3 separate regions of the Homo sapiens genome follow, and all the other regions are linked to region 1. The links are chromatin contacts, found by Hi-C in ENCODE. All regions are on one chromosome and are shown on one strand. Each heading gives the region's core, a stretch centred on a gene start or an enhancer-like site at or near the end of the contact. The rest is flanking DNA. Distances are from core to core; before and after follow the strand shown. Region 1 holds the start of CCSER1 (coiled-coil serine rich protein 1). Region 2 overlaps CCSER1 (coiled-coil serine rich protein 1). Region 3 overlaps LOC105377328 (a long non-coding RNA gene).

Region 1 (3,524 bases), core at 660-3,159:
TGAGATTTTTAAGTAAGCCAGGCCTTCTGAATGGGACATGATATGGACAGTAGAATAAGACAGATTGAGTTCCATTGACATTATTTATTCTTTGTATGATCTTAGGTTATCTACACACACTTTCAAAATTTAACTTTCTTGGTCTGTAAAATTGAGGAAATAATAATAGCTGTCCCATAGGGCACACTATCAATCCCAATATGCTTTGTTAGTCCATTCATTTTTCCAGTGCTTAATCAAAGAAGCTTTAATGGCCTATATACTTATATTATTGATATATTCACGCACCTGTCCCAACTTGCTGTCCTTTCCAATATCACTTTGTTTTTATCACACTCCTTAATATCACTTCTTTGTTAGGTCTTGATCACATGCTTAAATCATTTTTAATGTTTGCTAAACTCTGTATGAGAGATTGAAGAATTACGAGACAGGAACATCAATGTGAAAGGGTAAAATATGTGGAGAATATATAAGGTGCCAGCATATGACAAAACCCTAAAGATGTACGATGGTCACAAGCCATGGAAGAAGATAGGACAACTGAATTGTCAACCTTGCCGCCTCCTCCGTAGCCTCCTAAATCTTATCTTCCTTTTGTCTAATTTATGAAAAATGTTTCCTATAATTGTCTCCCAAAAGCAGAGTTGTCCCCATGCTGTAATATACATTGACCACTCAGATTCATTTAAAAAATACATCTTGCTTTTATTCCCAATATAACCACATTTCAGAAGTTAGATCATAGCCAGTTAGATTACACAGAGCGTGCGCACGCGCACGCGCACACACAAACACACCTTGAAAAAACTGTAGATCACTTGATTTCTGGAAGTTTTTCTCAATACCTCAGTGCACCTGATCACAACATCTTGTAATCTGGGCAGAAGGTAAGGGAGGTGATGTTAGGCGTACAAACTTAATATTGGGGATGCATTTTCTACCTAGAAATGGTCCTACATTCTACCAGAATGGGTTAAAAACAGATGCGCGCGCGCACACACACACACACACACACACAGAATTAAATGCACTACATTTGCTGTATTGCCTGCTAAAGGCATAAATATACTGGAGTGGAGATAAAGAAGGGGATGGATGGGAAAGAGTTCAGTACTTAGTGTAAACCTGAAAGGAAATGAGGCAGTGCAAGGGGAGAGAGGATCAGGGGAAAATAAATTATGTAGGCAACAGAACCATGCATCAAAAGTCTTTTCGATTTCTAAACTGGCAAATTTTCTCCAGGGGACCATCAGTCAAATGATGTCAAATTGAGCTGATTCTCTTGTAATGCCTGTATTGTGTAGGGCCTTCCTTGTAGGAACACAAGTTCCACTCTCGGACACAGTCGCAGTGCTTGCATTATCTTACAGAATTGATTGCTGCAAATGGTTCCTGGGAGGTGTGACCTGCTTAAAGGAAAGAAGCTAGGTTTCTTTTCTTGTTACTGAGGAATGAAGACACTTGTCAGGATGTGAATTGTGTGGGTGAGAAGGAAAAGCGGCGAAAGAATCTGGTAATTCCTTCCCTTACAGGAGGAAGAGAAAAAAGATAACATCGGAACCTTGGAGAGGAGAAATACAGTGCATTTATTTCCAGCATCCCCGCAGTCACTTCACGTCTCTTCAGACTTCCCCTATTCTTTAGTCTTGACCTGCCTATGCACTTGAACTCCACATAAGCACTAGGATGGACTGGGGGAAAAGGCCAGGTCAGCACGGTGGGATACTGCTTCCCCTAAAATGAAAACTCAGCAGCGGGCCAGCAGTGGGTGTGCGCGCGTCGATGCCAGAGGATGCGTGCGTGGAATCCGGCGGACGCAGTGGGCCGGGCACCGCCCTCCAAGCCGCCCCGCCCAGCCCACCACACTCCTCCTTGTATAAAGGCCGCGCTTGGGCCCGCCCTCCTCACAGCCCCGGAGCGCGGCCTGCCGGGGAGGTGGATCTCGCGCTCCCCACACAGTCACACTCCGCGCACTCACACACTTGGAAGCGCCTCCCCACGTCCCTCCCCTGCCCTCCTCTTGCTCTGCTCTTCTCTCCCTCACCACAAATAGTCGCCGACCTACTGCCAATCCGCCTCTCCTCTCTCTCTCTCTCTGTCTCAACATGACTGACTGGGAAGCGGTGGCTCGGGCAGAGCAGCTCCGCTGGCGCAGGCAGGAGGAGCAGGAGGATTATTAAATAACGCAGCTGGACTCTGTGCAACTGGGAGTGGAGAGGAGCCCAACAGCCGAGAAGGGGAGGGAGGGCAGAGGAGGGGGACCAGGAAGGACACCCCCGTGCCCCGAAGACATAAATCCCTGAGTGCCCGGGAGGAGCCTTAACAAGCGCACGGAGCCCTCAAGGTAGTAACGCCCCTGGTGCCTCAGCGCTCAGCGGGTCGCGCGTCGCGTCGCCGCTTTGCGGGGCCGGCCGCAGGCGGACGCGGGGATGACCGCTCGGCAGGTGACCGCGCCGTGTCGGGGCCGCCTGCGAGCAGCGCGCGCCCAGGCCCGGCGTGCTCGGCGCAGAGACCTGGCCTTGCGGGCGGGGTGGGAAGGAGGCGGGCGGGCTCGCTCACCACCGGCCCGCGACTCCCAGTGCGCCGCGTGGCCATTTCCTCCACGCTGCTGCGTGGTTTGCTGCCTGCGGCCGCGGCGGCCGCTCCAGGGCGATGCGGAGCGCTGGCCAAGGCGGCGAGAGTTGGCGCAGGCTTCGGGTCGCTCCCCTTCCTCGCCACTCGCGTCCCGCAGGTAGAGGCGACCGGTCAGCGCTGGCGCCCCGGGCTGCGGGTGCTGAGGCGGGGACGGCGGCGAAGAGGGGGAAGGGGAGGAGGGGGCGGGGAGCCAGGGGCTCCCGGAGGAACCGCAGTGCGGGGCCGGGACCACCTCTTGCCTCCGCCTGCTTGTCCTCTGGCGCCAGTTTCCTGGATTGGAAGCAAGACCCTGCCCAGAGGCAGCAGTAACGGCAGCGACTTAGATTGAACCACTTGCTTTGTGGTGGAGCGTCAAGGGCCCCAGGTTGTGTGCGTGTGTGTGTGTGTGTGTGTGTGCGCGCGCGCGCGCGCTCTGGACTAACCAGTGGGTTGGTTCACCTGAGCAGAAAGTCAGCCGTAAGCTGAAACCGCATGTGGCCCCCTGGCCCCTTCGACTTTTGGCTTGTGTCCCAGGGACTCGTACACACGGTGCCAGCAAGGGGTAAGGGTGACGGAGGGATTTGTGAATGGTGCTTCTGCGTGCGTGGAGGCTGAGCCTTGCTGATGTAAAGGAGGAGGTATCCAGAGTGAGAAGAAAGGCTATTTATGGCAAAGAGTTGTGAAATTTCTTGGGGTTTCCTTTTAGTGTATCCTGAACTGCTCTCTTTCTCTCTCTCTCTCTCTCCTCTCCCTGCCTCAGAATTAGAAGCAATTATGCTTCCCCTTCCTCTCGTGGGACATGGAATATGAAATGAAGTAAAAAAAAAACTCATATTTTTACAGGTAGAAAAAAATACTTCTTAGAAGTTACAGATTCTTTGCCCTTTAATGTTTTTATGTCCTCTTCT
Region 2 (3,524 bases), core at 397-2,896, 710 kb after region 1:
GTTCTACCAATATCTAATATTAAATGTGTGTGGGTGGAGAAGAATGAGGAGAAAGGTTGTATCTTAATTCAGAATTAGAAAGGCGACAAAATAACCATTTTCTATTACAAAAGACGTTAACTCTATGACATTAATTTCACCATGGGAAATCTGTAATCTTCATTTTAGAGAAATTAATTGGTAGCAGTACTATTTATGAAGTGCTGTGTGCTCAAATCCTTGAAGAACTTTCCTACATTATGATTAGCCTAAGATGTCTAGCCTGGAGTGTTTCACATTTTTCTAGCTTTGTGATTACATCCTCCCACTAGGTATCTAATGAACTGAAGTAGACCGCCCTGCATTTCAGCAAATTCAGGAGTAAGGTTTTATGAGTATTAAAAAATAATTGAAAATGTCAATATTCAAAATGTTTCATAGTTCATATATTTTATGTCCTCACTACAGTGCCTATGCATATAGCTTAAAGCATATCAACAGAGGGAAAACACTATATTGCAGCAAGAAGCACCCTCATCCATGAAAGCTGTAAAGCTCCTTACTCTTTTTTTTTTTAATAGTTATAACCTTGTATGCAAGTCACTGTGAATTTTGCTGGCAATTGTGGCATTTCTCATCAGAGAGTAAATTCTTCTTCAGGCTGGTAAAATGACATCTGAATAAGAAGGCAGAAAAAAATTTTCAACCTCTTAAAACAACTTCTAAAAATTGCAAGTAGACAGTATCATGTATTGCATAATAGTTACATAAAGCAGATTACCTAAGATTCCCTACAGCTCTAAAACACCATGCCCTGACATGTCCTGATTGAGATTTTTGAGATTTTTACCTGTATTCTAGAGATACTGAGTCAGCAGCTAGAGTAAGTTGTCACTAAATGATGCTTTTCCTGCACTTTGGCAGATAAGATCAGTATCTGAAAACCTCAGCCAATGTAGAAGCTTGAGAATGGCATGTCTTCTGAAAAACAAAGTTTATTAAAATATTAGTTTGTGACTTAGATAACTCATTCTTAAGAAAGCAGGAATGTGGCAGCAAGGGTAGAAACAAACATAGAAGACAATGCTTAATAAAGAAGAAAATATTTGGCCAGGCACAGTGGCTCACGCCTGTCATCCCAGCACTTTGGGAGGCCGAGGCGGGTAGATCACGAGGTGAGGAGATCGAGACCCTCCTGGCTAACACAATGAAACCCCGTCTCTACTAAAAATACAAAAAATTAGCCGGGCGTGGTGGCAGATGCCTGTAGTCCCAGCTACTCGGGAGGCTGAGGCAGGAGAATGGCTTGAACCCTGGAGGCAGAGCTTGCAGTGAGCCGAGATCGCTCCACTGTATTCCAGCCTGGGCGACAGACCGAGACTCTGTCTCAAAAAAAAAAAAAAAAAAAAAGAAGAAGAAGAAAATATTTTGCATGTTTTCCCTGACATAGTCTGGGTCAGGAAACATTTTCTATTAGAACTGTTTATTAGGGCAGTTTTCTTCTTTACCTGTGCTTCTCTCTATTCTGTAGACTTTCAAAAGCTAGGTTGAATCTTTTCACATTATAAATCAAGGTGAAGCTGTATTATTCCTCTTCTGAGTGTTGTCTTGGTACTCTGGAAGTGTGTCTGACTCTCATTCATTATTTCTAACAATAAGCCAAACTCCAAAGTAAAAAACTGTGGTTTCTCTTCTCAGTTAATTCTTATAAGTTGCCCAATGAATGAGAATTTGGGCATGACTCACAAATAGGAACTTATTGTGTTTAATCTACATTCTGCTGTCTGTCTTTTCATATTTCCCTTTTCCTGCATATTGACGTATTTACTGATTTCTCTGTTTTTTTTTTCCCATTAAAAAACACAGCTTGGCATTAGTTTATGCTCAGTAAATGTTAATTACTCCACCTCATTAGCCTTGACTGGACTAATTTGTTAGTCAACATAGCTTATTCTCACTAGTTTCTTATTCAAAACATCTTTAAACAAAGCAAAATTATTTTGAAAGCAAAAACATATATTTTCTTCTGTCTTTTAAAATGACAATTGTTTATTACATTAATAATCTCATTAAAATTCTTGTTATTTTTTCTTTGTCAAGAACAAGTTAGACAGAAAGTGGTTTTTGTATGCTCAAATTTTAATTTCTTGATTGGGTGAGTTCTATGGCTATCTGTTGCTGTTGAAATTTGATAGAACTTCTCAGGGAGAGAGTAAATAGGAAAGTAGTGGGAATGTAGATGCAAAAATGGGTACAGAAATGATTAGTCCAGGGATGAAGCAACATCTGGATTATACAGGAAACTGGTCTAATTTAGTCAGCACTGGAGTCAGAAAGGGAAGGAGGAGGAAATTTGGGAATGTTCAATAGGGCATGGGTTTGGATGTGCAGAAAAGAGACTGTAGTAATTGACCTGACATGTCTGATCATTGAAGAGAACCATCAGAAAATGAAGCAGGAAATAGTAAGAAATGGGCTTAATGTTAGGAAAAATAGCTCCTTCAGGAAAGAGATGTATAAGAAGGATGCAGTTCACTGGTAAGGTATAGGCAGGGATTCTCAGGGAACTAATGCAAAGGGAGTGGGTCATTCAAAGAACCCTCATGGTTAGAGTAACCGTATTCTGGTTTGTCCAAGACAATGCCAGTTCACAAAGTCATTCTTGCATTATTAATGGTTCCCTTTCTCCCAAAAATTTACAGTTTTTATCATGTTTGTAGTCAATACTCAAAAAACATGTGTGAGGAGGCTTTTGCTTGTTAGAACTATGAAATTGCTTTTAGGTTGGCAGAGCACATGAAAGCCATTTCTAGACTTAGTTTGAAGGGGATGACATCTCTTGAAAAGAGTCAGCACAGGTTAATAAATAACCCTTAAGAGCTGCACTGGATGGTTTAAGGCCCAACTTTTCACCACGGATTATTTGCATGACCTTGGGTAAGTTACAAGTTACATAACCTCTCATTTCTTCAGTTTTCTCATCTGCAGTGCAAAGGTAATAATAGTATCTACTTCATGTAATGTGGTAAGGCTTAAATGAGTCAGTGAAAAAAAAAAGTGTGTGTAACATTGTGGCTATTTACTGCTAAACTGGTTCCATTCTGCATCCAGTAAATGTAATTCCTACGGATTTTCAGGTGGCTCTTTGATCTGCTGCATTAAAATGTGGTTACAGGAGAAACTGGTAATAAACTAAGAGTTAGGCCTCAAATAGTTTAAAGCACTTTTCAAATGCAAAATATTCTTAACCTGCATTAATTTATGAGTTGGGTATCATTTTGCTCTTAATGCTTTAGAAAATGATTTAAAATTTTTAAGATTTGACTCATTCTTCAGATTAATTTTTTTCCTATCTCAACATCCAAGTATTTTCTAGAGGATTATATTTTTGGTGTATTGTGGAACTTTTCTGATTTTACAACACACAACATAAACAGAATCATTCTCTCATACCTATTCGTCCCTTCCTTCAACTTTTGCTGGATTTTCCGTATGCCTTGTTATTGTATATCTGGTCAAGCCATTTGGTACAAAACATTTTTTAA
Region 3 (3,524 bases), core at 726-3,225, 660 kb before region 1:
CATTGTACATAGCTGCTGAATGTCCTTAGCCTCTTCCAATCTGAGATGCTTTCTCAGTCTTTCCTTATCTTGTTTTTAATATTACTGAAGAGGAGTTATTTTATAGAACTTTGCTCCATTTGGGTTTGTTAGATTTTTTATTGATTATATTAAGGCTATGCATTATTAAGAAGAATAATGCATATCAATATCATTTACCTCTGATGATATGCACTTCTGAATGCATCATATCCAAAGTAAATGACATTGATATGTCTTATTACTGATTATATTAATCTTGATCACTTGGCGTCTGCCATGTTTTTCCATTGTAAAGTTGCTGTTTTTCTCTTTGTGATTACTAAATATTTTGAGAGAGATACTTTGTGATTGCAGTGGATTGAATGTTTATGTTCCTTCCAAATTTATGTCCTGAAATTCTAACACCCAAGGTCATGGTATTTGGGAGTGGGGCCTTTGGGAGGTGATGAGGTCATTCGGGTGGAGCCCTCAAGAATGGGATTAGTGCTGTTGTAAAAGAGACTTCAGAGAGATTGCTTGCACCTTCAGCCATGCGAGGTTACAATGAGAAGATAGCTTTTTATGAGGAAGTGGGTCCTCACCAGACACTGAACCTGCCAGTGTGTTTATTTTAGACTTACTGGCCTTCAGAACTGTTGAAAAATACATTTCTGTTGTTTATAAGCCACACAGTCTATGATCATTTGTTAATGCAGTCCAAATGGACACACAGTGACTATGCAAAATCTTATTTCTACTTAAATTTTACCTATCAATTTTAGGATCCATCACTGATCCTGCATAAGTCAATTATTGCTGTGGTGTTCTAGCAATGACTTTCTATTTTCTATTTCCCTTATGCCTTTTAAGTTTTTAATTAGAAATATTTCGTAAGGATGATTTGTCTCTTTTCCTCTACTGATTTATTTATTCAGTTTTTTTTTAATATCAGAATGAGTATTTATTTCATTCTTTGGGTTACAATACAATACTATCATTACTTTTTTTGTTTCTCAAATTGTCCTAATTTTGGCTATTGGGATTTTTTTTCAGGTTGTCTCTTTTGCCCTTTGAATATGCTTTGATATTTTATTTGCTCATTTTTAATTACTTTCTTACTCTCCAGTATCACAAATTGTTCCAGGATTGTTTATATTTTTCCTGCCATAACCCTGAAATGAATCATTTTTCCAAGGAACCATAGTTCCTTTTATGAGCACATGATATTTAGAAATGAAGCTCTTTGCTGCTGGCATGATACTTCTTCTAGCACATTTTAATGGATACAACTGGAGATACATGTATTACACTAACTCATGCCTATAAACATAAGGCATGAGCCTCATATTTGTTTATCTACATTTGCAGATATTTGAAAATCATGAGTTCATACTGATATCTCCATCTCTAATCCAGTACCAGTGGTTCATTCCAGCATCCACCCTTTCCTTATTTGTAACTTCTTCTTTTGACAGTGAGAAACTCAGCTTTCACTGTCTACACTATATTTACTTATTAGCTCAACCTTACTATAAAATATGAAATGAAACCCATACCCATGTAAGAGACTAATTTGCCAACTGTATCAGGAATTAGCAACCTATGGCTCACAAGCCACATCTGACCCTGTATTTGTTTTTATAAATAAAGTGTTGTTAAAACATAGCCACACTCATTTATTTATGTATTGTCTATGGCTGCTTCTGTGCTCCAACAGCAGGGTTGAGAAGTGGTAATGGAGACTATATGACCCACAAAGCCTAACATATTTACTATCTTGTTTTTTACTCAAAAAGTTTGCCAACCCCTACACTAGAGCAGAGTGTTAGTGTACATTACTTTTTGTCTTTAAAATATACCGTCACATAACTGCTTACCAAAGTTACTTAAGTCAGCTCCTTTCTTCCTCATGTCCTTTAGTGTGATCATGTGATTCATCTGTAATACAGCTAGATTTATTTGGCAGTTTGCGTTCCACTCCTCCACACATCCTGTTTGATTTTTAAAAAAGGAACGTGCAGTAAAATTCACTCTTTGCGGCTTACGTTTCTGTGAGTTTGACAAATGCAATGAGTCATGTGTCCACAGTCACAGTTTCATACAGAACAGTTTTCTCATCCCCCAAGTTCCCAGTTGCTTCTAATTTATATTCACCTCTCCCATCATTCCTCTACCACCGGCAACCATTAAGCTACTTTCTATTCCAATAGTTTTGCCTTTTCCAGAGTGTTTATTAATGAAATTATACAAAATGAGCCTTTTAATGTCTGACTTATTTCATTTAGCAAAGTGTATTTAAAATACAAGCATGTTGTGCTAAAATATTTACTACCTGGTCCTTTACAGGAAAACATTTACCTATCCCTATTGTAAAGAATAGAAAGGAGTGGAAGTATATGGGTGACCTTGTTGGTGACATAATATAGAAAGCAAAGAGGAAATGAAAAATTGTTCCATAATTTCAACTTTGGATTATTGAGAGCATGTTTTACCTTAATAAAAATAGGAAGCCCTGTATTTGGGCTTTTCTCAAATGGCCAGACACCTTTGTGTAATTTACCACTATGTAAAGCTAAAATAATGAACAGTAAGTAGTCATGAGTTTGCTATGCAGCAAATCCTATGAAATATATCAGTTTTAAGTTTAGTTGCTGGGGAATGGAAAGCACTCAGTGGTAGGAGTTGGGATGCAAACATAGAAGAAAGGGTTTCTATGTCATTTGGCCTGTACGATTTTGTCTGTCTAAAAAAGGGTTGTTCAGAAAGCTCCTCATAAGGCAACAATAGAAGTCATTTCATAAATTTTTTTTTCAGATAACATATTGTGATGGTTAACTTTATGTGTCAATATGACTGGAATATGGGATATCCAGGTAGCTAGGAAAATATTTCTGAGTGTATCTGTGATGGTGGTTTTGGAGGAGATTAGTATTTCGGTCAGTAGACTCAGCAAAGAAGATCCACCCTCAACAATATAGGCTGGCATCATGCAGTCTGTTGAGGGCCCATATCAAACCAAAAGGAAGGGGCAAATTCTGTTTCTCTCTTCTTGAGCTGGGACATCCATCTGCTTATACCCTTGCACATCGGAGCCTTCAGACGCTGGGACTCACACCAGCACACTTCTGCCTACTCCCTACCTTGTCAGGCTGTTGGCCCCAGACTGTGAAATCCATCATCTGCTCTCCTGCTTCTTTGGCCGTGGTACTCAGTCTGAATTACACCACCAGTTTTTCTGGGTCTGAGGACATACTGTGGGACTTCTCAGCCTCCATAATCACATGAGCCAATTCTTATAAATCTTTCTCTTATGTATTTGTATATGTCCTGTTGGTTCTGTTTCTCTGGAGAGCCCTGACTAATACTAGTCAGGGTTTTTTTATTATTCTAAAATTTCAAATGGTAGAGAGAAAGTGAGAGTAACCTTGCAATTTCACATTATCAGAATAACCACTATTAACCTGTTGGTAATTTCTTGCAGAATTTCTTACGCATGTAGAGCTAGCGGGAGAGATAGAGATATA

The links. A loop is a pair of places that touch in the nucleus more often than their neighbours do. Pooled maps may share reads with other maps.
Region 2: a loop to region 1 is called in a map with no recorded cell type, with 3 times the contacts of the local background. The contact joins the enhancer-like site here to the promoter of CCSER1 in region 1. A Hi-C loop is called at or near these places in 3 of 37 single-sample maps with no recorded cell type and 2 of 50 pooled maps.
Region 3: a loop to region 1 is called in a pooled map, with 2.8 times the contacts of the local background. The contact joins the enhancer-like site here to the promoter of CCSER1 in region 1. A Hi-C loop is called at or near these places in 1 of 168 maps with a recorded cell type or tissue (endothelial cell of umbilical vein), 1 of 37 single-sample maps with no recorded cell type and 4 of 50 pooled maps.

What each region holds. Positions count from the first base shown.
Region 1 is chr4:90,125,485-90,129,008 of GRCh38, forward strand. CCSER1 (coiled-coil serine rich protein 1) reads left to right here and starts at 1,910. Exons shown (of 11, transcript NM_001145065.2): 1 at 1,910-2,347. RefSeq lists silencers at 2,468-2,667, 2,778-3,027.
Region 2 is chr4:90,840,210-90,843,733 of GRCh38, forward strand. The region is part of intron 8 of CCSER1 (coiled-coil serine rich protein 1); the gene reads left to right. Among named protein-coding and RNA genes, the nearest start is that of CCSER1, 710 kb to the left of the region's middle. Within about 2 kb of position 1,647, at least 2 of the 41 ENCODE cell types and tissues checked have a DNase peak (open chromatin) inside an H3K27ac peak, as active enhancers do.
Region 3 is chr4:89,468,241-89,471,764 of GRCh38, forward strand. LOC105377328 (a long non-coding RNA gene) reads right to left here. Exons shown (of 4, transcript XR_938981.2): 3 at 1,878-1,991. Among named protein-coding and RNA genes, the nearest start is that of GPRIN3, 160 kb to the left of the region's middle. Within about 2 kb of position 1,976, at least 4 of the 41 ENCODE cell types and tissues checked have a DNase peak (open chromatin) inside an H3K27ac peak, as active enhancers do.